Linked DNA regions of Homo sapiens: regions 1 and 3 are each linked to region 2. A link is a contact called in ENCODE Hi-C data. All regions are on one chromosome and are shown on one strand. The core of a region is the stretch at or near the end of the contact, and the rest is flanking DNA. Distances in the headings are between cores, read along the strand shown.

What was found. A loop is a pair of places that touch in the nucleus more often than their neighbours do. Pooled maps may share reads with other maps.
Region 1: a map with no recorded cell type shows a loop between it and region 2 (7-fold over the local background). The contact joins two enhancer-like sites. A Hi-C loop is called at or near these places in 2 of 37 single-sample maps with no recorded cell type and 2 of 50 pooled maps.
Region 3: a map with no recorded cell type shows a loop between it and region 2 (21-fold over the local background). The contact joins two enhancer-like sites. A Hi-C loop is called at or near these places in 3 of 37 single-sample maps with no recorded cell type and 2 of 50 pooled maps.

Annotation. Positions count from the first base shown.
Region 1 is chr2:8,603,956-8,607,795 of GRCh38, reverse strand. It overlaps LOC105373411 (a long non-coding RNA gene), which reads left to right. Exons shown (of 3, transcript XR_001739274.1): 2 at 1-323. Among named protein-coding and RNA genes, the nearest start is that of LINC01814, 22 kb to the right of the region's middle. Within about 2 kb of position 2,000, at least 4 of the 41 ENCODE cell types and tissues checked have a DNase peak (open chromatin) inside an H3K27ac peak, as active enhancers do.
Region 2 is chr2:6,350,045-6,353,903 of GRCh38, reverse strand. No RefSeq gene overlaps it. Among named protein-coding and RNA genes, the nearest start is that of LINC01247, 23 kb to the left of the region's middle. RefSeq lists an enhancer at 1,489-1,608. Within about 2 kb of position 1,528, at least 2 of the 41 ENCODE cell types and tissues checked have a DNase peak (open chromatin) inside an H3K27ac peak, as active enhancers do.
Region 3 is chr2:8,514,309-8,518,085 of GRCh38, reverse strand. No RefSeq gene overlaps it. Among named protein-coding and RNA genes, the nearest start is that of LINC01814, 68 kb to the left of the region's middle. RefSeq lists enhancers at 2,629-2,678, 2,879-2,988. Within about 2 kb of position 2,090, at least 14 of the 41 ENCODE cell types and tissues checked have a DNase peak (open chromatin) inside an H3K27ac peak, as active enhancers do.

The DNA.
Region 1 (3,840 bases), core at 751-3,250, 2.3 Mb before region 2:
AAGGAAAAGAATGTCTTGCTAAATCAACAAAGCTGCTGTATCATTGTTCATTTGGCCAGGCAATTCCTCATGGGACCAGTAATAAGCTTCAGCTCGGCCAAACCCATTTTTGATAGCAATCAAGATGATTTACCATTTAAAGTATTCAGCACTTCTAAGACCTGGTTGAGGAGTTCACGAACAGCAGGCAGAGCTGGGCAGAAGAGATCAAGACAGACGGGACCTCAGCGATCATGGGTTCCAGCCTTTTCCTTTCACAGGTGAGGACACTGAGGATGCCTGGGAGAAGGAACTTGCTGGAGGTCCCTGCGAGGGTGTCTGAGGTGAGGCTCATCCCCGTGCTCTGTTCATCATTGCCGCCCGAGTCCCTTCTCAAAGCCCTTTGCGGGTGATTCCTATGCAAGGTGCAATTGCCGGTGGGGCTTGAGCAGGTCCTTCCTTGGGAAACACGAGGAAGGGCTAAACAGGGAGAGAGAGGATCCCACGCTTGGCATCTGCAAGGTGGGAGGAGAAACGTGGAGAAAGCAATTGCCATGTGCCTTTGTCGCCGTGAGGCTCAAAAACCTGGACTCACCCGGCTAGGAATTTCTCTCTTAAAATAAAATGGATTTGCTTTGTGCTTTACGGGGATTCCCTTAAAGCGTTTCTCATCTTAATCCTGGGGAGGAAGTGGTACTCAGTATTTTGTTTGTGGGCAACAGAGAATTTAACTTTCTGGGCCTAAGTGACAGACTCAGAGACGAAGATGAAGGTTGGAATTTGGTGTCTTTTAATCTCTACCCCCTGGTTTCATCTGTTCTCAGTGTCCCTGAAGCAATGGCCTAGACAGGGTTGATGTATTCATGAATCTGAGGGACTTTCACGTGAACTTGAGGCAGGCTTGGTCTGCATGCTGCTTTGTAGCATAAAGCTTGGACCTGTGTGCAAAGTGACAGTGCAACGAGTTTCAGCCCATCCCAAGAGAGAACACAGGCCTTTAGAGCTGCCTGTGGGGCGCTGACTGGTGTCATGCCCGGGTGGTCCAAGGTCTGCAGGACCCTCTACCAAGGGCACTTCTTGGACAGGGCTCCTGACTGTCTCTCCCACCTCTGATCTTCCCCCTGTCATCTTGGTGTTAAGATGACTGGAGCAAGGGCTTCGCTCCTGGGACTCATTCTGGGTTAAACTGAAGGGAGAGTGAGTTAGAACCCAGCGCCTTAGGGAGAAGCAGATGTCGTCTACCTGCACAGACTCTGTTTCCCCTCATCTGAAGAAGCCTCAGTCCTCCACATGTTATCACCTTCTCTAGGGCCCAGGCCCAGTGGAAGCTTTTACGGGGAGGTTTCAGAGCACAGTTTCAACCAAGAGCAAACATGTAGTAGCTTCAGGGTTTCAGAAAGCTGATTTTCTGCCCACAGCACAGTTTCGGGCCTCCTGAGAATGCTTTTCTTGGACACAGTGATCTTTGGTACAAAGAAGGGCAGAGAGGAAATGGCGTGTGGATGAAGAACTGTGCCTGTTTTAGTGACTGGCGGGACATATAGGCGACTGTAGCTGCCACACTTTGTGCCTATGAATTACTCAAGCCGGGACTTTAGGTTTATGATAAATAATAATAATAATTCAGGTTTGACCGTTCCTATTTGGGTGTAAATAGAAATCTCTGATTAGGTAGTAGAGTATTTGAACCTATAGTTTGATTTGAATTCTTCAAGCAATGTGATTTTTCTCCCTAAATCAACACACTATCTGAAATCCCCCTATGAACATTGCCTTTTGTTATGAAATGCAAGGAGAAAGCACTCAGCTTGTTCTCTAAGTTCATCTTAATGTTTTTCTTGTGACTGTCTGTAGGAAATTCAAAAGTTCTAGGAGATAGAGTCCCTGTAAATCACTGTTTGGGTTTAAAATGACCTGTAAATAATGACTCATCACAATGTACTCGTAAGTATAGTTAGCATCACTTAACGACGGGGATCCGTTCTCAGAAATGCATCATTAGGTGATGCCATGGTGAGGCCGTCCCAGAGCAGTCACACACACCTTTGGCAGAGCCCGCTACACACCTGGGCTATGTGGTGTAGCCTATTGCTCCTTGTCTTCAAACCCGAACAGCATGTCACTTTGCTGAATACTTTAGGCAATTGTCACACAATGGTATGAATAAGTGTTTATATAAATATAGAAAAGGTCCAGTAAGAATATGGCATAAAAGATGAAAACCTAGTACACCCATCTAGGATGCTTACCGTGAATGGAGCTTGCAGGACTGGAAGTTGCTTTGGGTGAGTGAGTGAGTGAGTGGTGAGTGAGTGTGAAGGCTTAGATATTAGTGTACATTCCTGTAGACTTTGTAAACACTGTACACTTCAGCTATGTTAAATTTATAAAAAAAAATTTCTTGCTTCAATAATAAATTAACCTTAGCTTATTGTAACATTTTTACTTAATAAACTTTCTATTTTTTCAACTTTTTGACTTTTTTGTAATAACAGCTTAAAACACAGACACAATGTACAGCTCTACAAAAATATTTTATATCCTTATTCTATACGTTTTTTTTCTATTTAAAAATTTTTAAAAATTTGACTTTTTTGTTAAAAGCTAAAACACACACACATTATCCTAGGCCCACCCAGGGTCAGGATCATTAATATCACTGTCTTGCATCTCCACATCTTGTCCCACTGGAAGGTCTTCAGGGGCAGAAACACACATGGAGCTGTCATCTGGTATGATAGCAATGCCTTCCTCTGAAATATCTCCTGATGGACCTGCCTGGGGCTGTTTTATAGTTAACTTTTGCTTTTTAATAAGTAGAAGGAGGCAGGGTGCGGTGGCTCAGGCCTGTAATCCCAGCACTTTGGGAGGCCGAGGCGGGTGGATCACCTGAGGTCAGGAGTTTGAGACCAACTTGGCCAACCTGGTGAAACCCTTTCTCTAGTAAAAACACAAAAATTAGCTGGGCGTGGTGGCGGGTGCCTAAAATCCCAGCTGCTTGGGAGGCTGAGGCAGGAGAATCGCTTGAACCTGGGAGGCAGAGGTTGCAGGGAGCCGAGATTGCACCACTGCCCTCCAGTCTGGGTGACAGAGCGAGGCTCCGTCTCAAAAAAAAAAAAAAAAAGGTGGAAGCAGTATACTCTAAAATAACGATAAAACATATAGTAAGTACATAAATTAGTACAACATACTATATTATGATAATAGTCATTTATTATCATTATCAAGTATTATGTACTATTCACAATTCTATGTGCTAGATTTTTATACAACTGGTAGCGCAGTAGGTTTGTTTACATTAAACACGTGAGTAATGTGTTGGGTTAATGCCATGATGACAGCTATAGCATCACCACCAGGAGACAGGAACTTTTCAGCTTCATTATAATCTCATTGGATGGCCATGGTACATGTGGTCTGACATTGACTGAAGTACTGTTATGTGGTGCATTATTGTATATATTTGCCATAATTTAAAAATTGAGATATGATTCATATGTCATAAAATTCACCTCTTTAAAAAGTACAGCCCAGTGGTTTTTAGTATATTCACAAAGGTGTGCAGTCATCAGCACTATCTAATTCAAGGACATTTTTGCTGCCTCAAAAAGAAACCCGGAAACCCATTAGCATTCACTTCCCATTCCCTCTTCCCCCAGCCTCTGGCAACCACTGATCATCTACTTTCTGTCTTTACGGATTTGCCGTATTTCCTACAAATGAAAGAGTATAATGCACACCTTTAGTGTCTGGCTTCTTGCACTGAGCATAATGTTTCCATGATTTGTTTATGTTGTAGCATGCGTTAATTATTCTTTCTTTTTATTGGCAAATAATATTCCATGGTATAGATATGGATAT
Region 2 (3,859 bases), core at 279-2,778:
CTCACACTGAAGTTTTGATGGGGAGAGATCTAAAGGTTTCTGAACACTCACTACCTGCCATGTATTTCACTTCTTGTTTTCTTTAATCTTTGCAACAACTCTGAGCTACAAGCTTTAATGCACACGCTAGCCCTCATTCTAAAGCCAAGTAAACAATCCTAGAGCCGCTGAGTAGCTCTTGCCGAAAGGTCTAGAGAAGCGGCAAAGTAGACACTCAAACCCAGATTTACCTTGGGTCAAAACATATGCTCTTTCCACTCCATCCCATGCCAAACCAAGGAAACAAATGTGCCTTTTCCATTATTTTCCTTTGTCAATATTTTGGGTGCTATTTTCTTTCCATCATAAATATAAATCCAACTTCTGTTGTATGTCAATGACTGTGTAATATTTGGGGAAACTGTGGGAACAATCAAGATTCGGTGTCTTCTTCCGTGAACATTTAAACAATTTAAAAACTTAGATCTATTCACTTACTATTTTTCTAAGTGAAGTTAGACTTAACAGGTTTGGCTTTGTTTCTTTAACTACAGCACTACACTGGAGCTGAGCTTGCTTCTGGCCATGGAGTGATACCCCTATGATTCCACTGAAATTACTTTTCCCAAAGCATCCAAACCCCTCAGGTCCAAGGCTGAGACCTGGCTTTCTGAACTGGAGTCCAGCTTTGCAGAGTGACAAGATTTCTGTTTTACTGTAAGGTTTGCACTCCCTTGAATTTTCACTAAACTTCTGCTTCCTAAGCCAGAGGTGCTGCCCCAGGGACGCCCGGGAGGCCTGGATGCAAAGCCCCTCTGCCACCTGGTGACGGGCATGGGAACTGCTCCATCCTGGAATTCTGGGGCCTGGAACAAAGCCTGACCATGATTTATTTTATTATTTATTTATTTTTTTGAGAAGGAACCTCGCTCTTTCGCCAGGCTGGAGTGCAGTGGTGTGATCTCAGCTCACGGCAACCTCCACCTCCCAGGTTCAAAGGATTCTCCTGCCTCAGCTTCCCGAGAAGCTGAGACCACAGGCACGCGCCACCATGCCTGGCAAATTTTTGTATTTTTAATAGAGACGGGGTTTCACCATGTTGGCCAGGATGGTCTCAATCTCTTGACCTCATGATCCGCCTGTCTTGGCCTCCCAAAGTGCTAGGATTACAGGTGTGAGCCACCACACCTGGTTTATTTTTTATTTAAAAAAAAAATTTTATTAATTTCATTTAATTGTATTTGTCCTCAGTGAAGCAGCACTGTCACCCTGGGTCTTATTTTTGGGAAAGTCTCAGTGTCCAGGTTACATTGGCTAAGTCCTTGAGTCCATGAGGAAAGTCAGTCTGAGGGCACTGGCCTCACTTTTTTCACCTTTGGCTTTCTCTTTCCTCCTGTCAGTTTGCTTTCAGAACAGTCCCTGAGAACGTGAGAAACTGCGAATTTACCTTTATGACCAAAATACATTCTTAAGCTTTGGTTTACAAATGGAACCCTTTGGGAAACGACAAAAGAGAAGTGAAAGTTCTCTTAAAGAAATCTCTCAGTCTTCGTGTTTAAGATTCCCCTGGCTGAATGAATGGCCACCACTGACAGAGCTGTTTCTAGATTACCTCCTCGCCTCCTTTCTCCAGATCCAGGTGCTCTCACTTGACTCTATATTGAATGCACAGACTTGGGGAATACTCATTAGACTTCTCCGAGTCTAATGAGTGGCTAATGTTAAGAACCACTGTGAGTCTAGGCCCAGAATACTAAAAACAAAAGGAAAAGGCTGTATCAATCACTTGGATTCACTCTTGTTTGAGGGAAGACAACTAATTAGAAAACTTTAGAACAACAAGATTCAAACATGGTAACCCATGTTTGAATTAATTAAAATCTGAATTAATCTAAGATTATTAGCCCTAGTTCATAATCAAATAGGTCTTTAACATACTATACTAACTTTAAACATTTCAAGTTCACACAGTTTCACACTACAATTTTTGCATTTCTGAAAATTTATATGAAAAAAAGAGTATAAAATGGAAAAGACCTTTAGATCTACCCGAGTTCTCACTTAAACAGGTCTGATGGATTGCAAGTAGAAATGATAAAAGAAGTGGAGGTCAAGTAATCATGGGTGCTTAAGGTCTTGAAAGTATCTAGAATATGTTGCCACCTTTATAAGGTTTCTGGTCTTTGCATACTTAACACATTTTGAGTTCTACAGAGTTTGGCTTTTCATTTTATTGCATTACTTATTCCACAAAAACACTTAAAATAGGTACTTATTTTTAACATTTTTTCTACTAATAAATAAAACATTGTATTGATAAAAACGTGTCACAGTTTCTTTTTCAAGACATCCAGGGAGTAAAGAGGGTGCACGTGAACAAAAAAATTCCACCAAAAATACAAATGACAAGTGTATTTACAGATATTCAGCCATCTTAAAAGAAGCATTTATGGGGATTGTAATGTTAAATGCACACAAGATGAGAAACAAATATCAAAACTGAAGAATTCATATAGAAATGGCAATTAAACAGATGGTACCGGGCAACCAGGCCCAAAGTTTAGTGGTCAATATAAGTCATATACAAGTTAACGTTAATCAGTTAACCAAAATTATAATTAAAAGTGCCTTCTAAACAATACTTCAACTGAAAAAAAAGAAGAGAGAGAGAGTGGAAAAAAAAGGTGTGGATTTCCTCAAGATGGCACATTATATCCATGGACTAGTTCTGCTGAGTTTTATTTTTTTTTTAGAGGCAGTCTCGCTCTGTCGCCCAGGCTGGAGTGCAGTGGCACAATCTCAGCTCACTGCAAGCTCTGCCTCTTGAGTTCACTCCATTCTCCTGCCTCAGCCTCCCGAGTAGCTGGGACTACAGGCACCCGCCACCACGCATGGCTAATTTTTTGACTAGAATTGCACTGAGCGGGGGATATAGGAAAAAGATCCCCTTGTCGCCCAGCTGACTCTGGGGTATTGTGGGTAACATTTTTCCCCAAAGATAAGAAGTTACTGGATACTTCCTACTTAGTTACCTGTGACTGGAAAGACGTGTTTCGTTCTGGTTTTTACATTTTTTTAAATGGGGAAGAAAACAGTAGAAGTACATTTTAGATCTCATCCATCTCTCTGAGAACAAACAAATAGGCCAAAAAATAAAATTCTCCAAAAAAATAACCCCAATAACTAAAAGATTCTGAAGGCTAACACACTGGACCTTCTCTGCCCCGTGTTCTAGTGGGAGAGGAAAAAGGTAGAGAAAATGGACAGAAACCAAAATTTATTGAACAGCTGAAATGTTCCAGACTCTATGCTAAGTTTCTCATGCTCATGATTTTATTATGGTCTTAAATCAACCTTTTGAAAAAGGTGTTATCTCTGCCTCACAAATCAAGGGATTGCGCCTCAGAGAGGTTAAGCAACTTGCAAAATGCCTCATAGTCAAAATGCAACAAATCTTTTATTTGAAACCAGATCGGTTTCACTGATGTTCACACTGCATGCTCTATGCTAAGATTGAAGGTGGAAGAGGAAGAGAGCAGGACATTTGTAACAAAAGTCCCCGTGCTATGTTACTGTTTGTCTCAGATATTGATGGGTTCCAATCCCCTCCATACTGCGTGCGTGACTTTTGTTTCCCTGGATCCACACCTCATTAAATACGTCATAGCTCCTTGGAAGGTGAGATCATTACCATGCCACACATTTGTAGATCCTCAGAAGATGGCCTTGCTTGGTGCGGCTCAGCAAGCGATGAGCACAGCCAGTGGGTTGGCTGTCAATTCCTTTCTTTTTCAGGATAGACATATTTTACTGTAAACCTGTCCATGTCATTGTTGTTTGAATTCGTGAAAAGCTGGCGCCCCTGGCAAGCGAACTCAGG
Region 3 (3,777 bases), core at 841-3,340, 2.2 Mb before region 2:
AGGGATGTCAGGGGATGCCCCTGGAGTGTTGCAATAGCCTCCTGGGAGTACTTTCTAAAAGCATGGCTGAGCCAGGCCGGCATGGGCTTGTGGGAGTAGGTGATTCCGGGTCTCCTGCCTCCAGGGCCTGTCATGAGGACTCCACAGAAAGTGACTCCACAACAGTGGGACTCAATGAGCACCTTTGGGAACTTATCCCCACCTCACCTTTAACATTAAAAAAAAAAATCACATCAAAACAGAGTGGCAAACTGGTAAAAAGTACAGATACTGGAGCCCCACTGCCTGCACCCAGGCTGCAGGAATTTCTAGCAGTGTGATACTCAGGACACTAGGCAACTTGCTTCTCTCCCCCACCTCAGTTTCCCCATCTGTAAGATGCTGATGATGGCGGCTGACAGTGCCCATCTTGTAAGGTTGCCACGAGGATCAAATAATTTTATATATATATATATATATATATATTTTTTTTTTTAGACCGAGTCTTGCTCTGTCACCCAGGCTGGAGTACTGGGGCATGATCTCAGCTCACTGCAACCTCCACTTCCCAGGTTCAGGTGATCCTCCTGCCTCAGCTCCCCCAAATAGCTGGGATTACAGGCATGTGCCACCACACACAGCTAATTTTTGTATTTTTGTAGAGATGGGGTTTCACCCTGTTGCCCAGGCTGGTCTCGAACTCCTGAGCTCAAGTGATCCACCTGCCTCGGCCTCCCAAGTGCTAGGATTATAGGACTGAGCTACCGCGCCTTGCGATTATAGATACTCTTAATCACACATGCTGGGAACAGTCCCTAGCAGGTGTGGAAATCAATAAATATAAGCTACTAGAGTATTATCTGTATTAAAGTGGGTGGTCTCTGAATACGGGTGCTCCTTCAAGCCTTTTGCGGGGTGGCTTGTTTGGAGGGAGGCTTTACTTGCCGTTCTGCCTCCCAGCCAAGCTGCTCCGTGTTGGACCTGTGCAGGCAACGAGGGGCTGAAATGGTGCTTAATGGCAGCATGGCGTGTCCTTTACTCCAGGCTGTACGCGGGCAGCTCCGAGATCTCCATTTCTGAGCCTCTTGCTCCACTGTAGACTTGGGAACTACTGCTTCTGCTCCCCCAGGTGCATCACCGTCTACGGGAGGAGGATGCTGAGGGGCAGTAGGACTTGGACCTGCCTTGGTGTGACTGGCCTTGGAATTCCAGATGTGCCACTTCCAAGCTCTGTGACACAGAGCAGGTTACTTCACCTCTCTGAGCCTTGGTCGTTATTGTTGATTGCTCAATGAGCATTTATTGAGCACCTCCTTTGTGTGGAGTTCTATTTTAGGTGTGAGAATTAATAGATTCACATAGCCACTAGTCACTGTTACTTAGACATGGCTCTGGGCCTGAGAGAACGTGAAATCTATTAGGGAAAAGATCACTAAATTGATGATGGTCAAGCGTGCACAAGAGTGGGAAAAGGTCCTGGAAGGCTCTCCAAAGGACGGGCTGCATTTCAGGGAGAGATGGGAAGCAGCCTGCGGGATCGGGGTACCCTGGAAGGGTGTGTGAGGGGTGGAGGGTGAAGGTGAGGAGGCAGGTGGCACAGCTGTAAAAATGACACAGTGTGAATGCGTGGGGCTCAGGGCAGGCACGCCAGCTCCCAAAGTGTAGGGCCATGCACTATGTTATGTGGTTTAAGCAGATAACTCATTTCATCCTCATAAATCCTCTGAACTAGTCACAGTATTTGTAACTCAATGTTACAAATTACAAGTAATGATAAACCACAGCCTGCCCGAAGGTCACAGAGCCAGGACATGCAGCATGGGCAGTAGGTGGGCTCCACTCTGAGCCCTAGGCTTCACCACAAGGCTCTGCTGCCTCCTACTGTGTCTTCCTTTCTTCCTGCCATGTTGGAGGAACTCAACTGGGAACCACTAGCCGCAGTCCTGAATGGGCCCTTTCTTCCCATGAGGACACCTGGCTGGAGGTTGGGGCCCAGAGGAAGTGGAGCGACAGCAGGTGTAGAATGGTTTCTGTTTGCTTCTCAGTTCTGAAGTGTTTCCTCTGATAACATTCACAGACAGCAGCTCTGCTGGACAGTTACTGCCCACCTGGAGGGCTTGAGGTGCTCTGTGTGGGGAGGTGGAGGAGGGGAAGGGGAGGAGGAGGAGGAGGGGAAAGGGAGGAGCAGGAGGAAGAGGAGGGGGAGAAGGAGGAAGACCTTGAGGAGGAGGAAGATAGGGAAGAGGAAGGGAGGAAGGAGAGGGAGGAGGGGGAGGAGGGGGAGGAGGGTGGATAAAGAGGAGCAGGAGGCAGCCATGCCCAGTGCCTGAGCAGGACCTGAGTGTGCTGTTCCTGAAGGTATTAGGAACCTCGAGCTTTCTACACCCCAGCTTCCTTTGGGTTGAGGTGTTCCTGAGACATTCACAGTGTCAAGGGCAGCCCTCCTTCGTGACGCAGGGGACGAGATACCATCGGAACAGGAGTATATTTAGAAGACAGGAAACCAGCCCTCCAGCTTGCCCTTGATTTTACAGCCAGCGTTTTAGCCTTGTGAGCACCCCCGGAATTGACTGAGGCTGCAGGGCACTGTGAGAGGCCCTGCAGCCACCCATGTGGCCTCTTCCCCTTTTCTCCTCTCTGCCTCTTGGCCTCTCTGCTGTCTCTCTTTCTGTTTCTATGCTGTGCTGGCTTTGCTGGGGTTGTCCCAAAGTGATGGGGGAGAAATGACATTTTACTTGGAACTGAGTCATTTTGCTGGATTTTTTCAGCTGCGTTCCTGATTAGTAAACCTGTTTCAAGAATGGGAAAATGCACGGGGCTATTTTTAAGTGTTCTCAGCACCAGTGTCCCTAATTCCTAGAACAGACATCAATTGCTTTTCTAGTCTCAAATGCAGATAAACATGCGGCAGCGACATGACCTTTAGCAAAGTAGACTTGCCTACCAACAGTTTGCTCATCTGTAAAATGGGGCTCACACACCCTACCTCATGGGCAGAGGAAGAAATGAGACAATGAGCACCTGACCCCCCACACAGTGCATATTGCCTATGGGTGTTTAATGTGCTGAAGGTTCCTCTGGTGGTTTTTTTCTGGATGAAACTGTGCCAAGACCAGCCCCAGGGGAACTGGTGAATCCCCTGGTGTGCTAAATACAGGTGTGTTTCTTAGTTTAAAATCCGCCTTTGGTCGGCTACTGGAGGAATCATACTGAAACTTGTACTTAAATCATCAGCTGGGAGAAAAGTTGGTAACTCCTGCTCAGTAAATAAACATTTGCCAAGCCCTCCCGTGCTAGCTCTGCACAGACAGATGGAGAGGGAAAGGGAGGTCACACAGCTCTGCCTGAGAGCCTCCATGAAGGGAAGGAGGTGAGCACAGAAATGAGGACCAGGCAGTGAGAATTGTGGGATGGGGATGGGGTGCCTGGCTCTACTAGGGGAGTTTGGAAATGGCTTATCTGCAGGTCTCATTATCCATGGTTGAAAGCTAGAGGACACTCCAAAATGCAGCAGTAGTGGAAAGACTGGGGCACCATACGCTGTGAGGAATACGTGACCTTCCAAGAATGAAACACATTTATGTGGCTAATTTAAATGACAGCCGTGATCAATTTAGTGTCTGTTGAGTGCTAGACATCGTGCCCAGTGGTTTGCATGTACCTCCTCATGGGATCTTCACAGCAGCTCTGTGGGGCTGGTACTGTCCTCATCTCCAGATTACAGATGGGGCCAAGATACTTGCTCAAGGTTGGACAGTTAAGAGACAGCAGAGTGGGGTTTGAATGAGATCTGTGTGA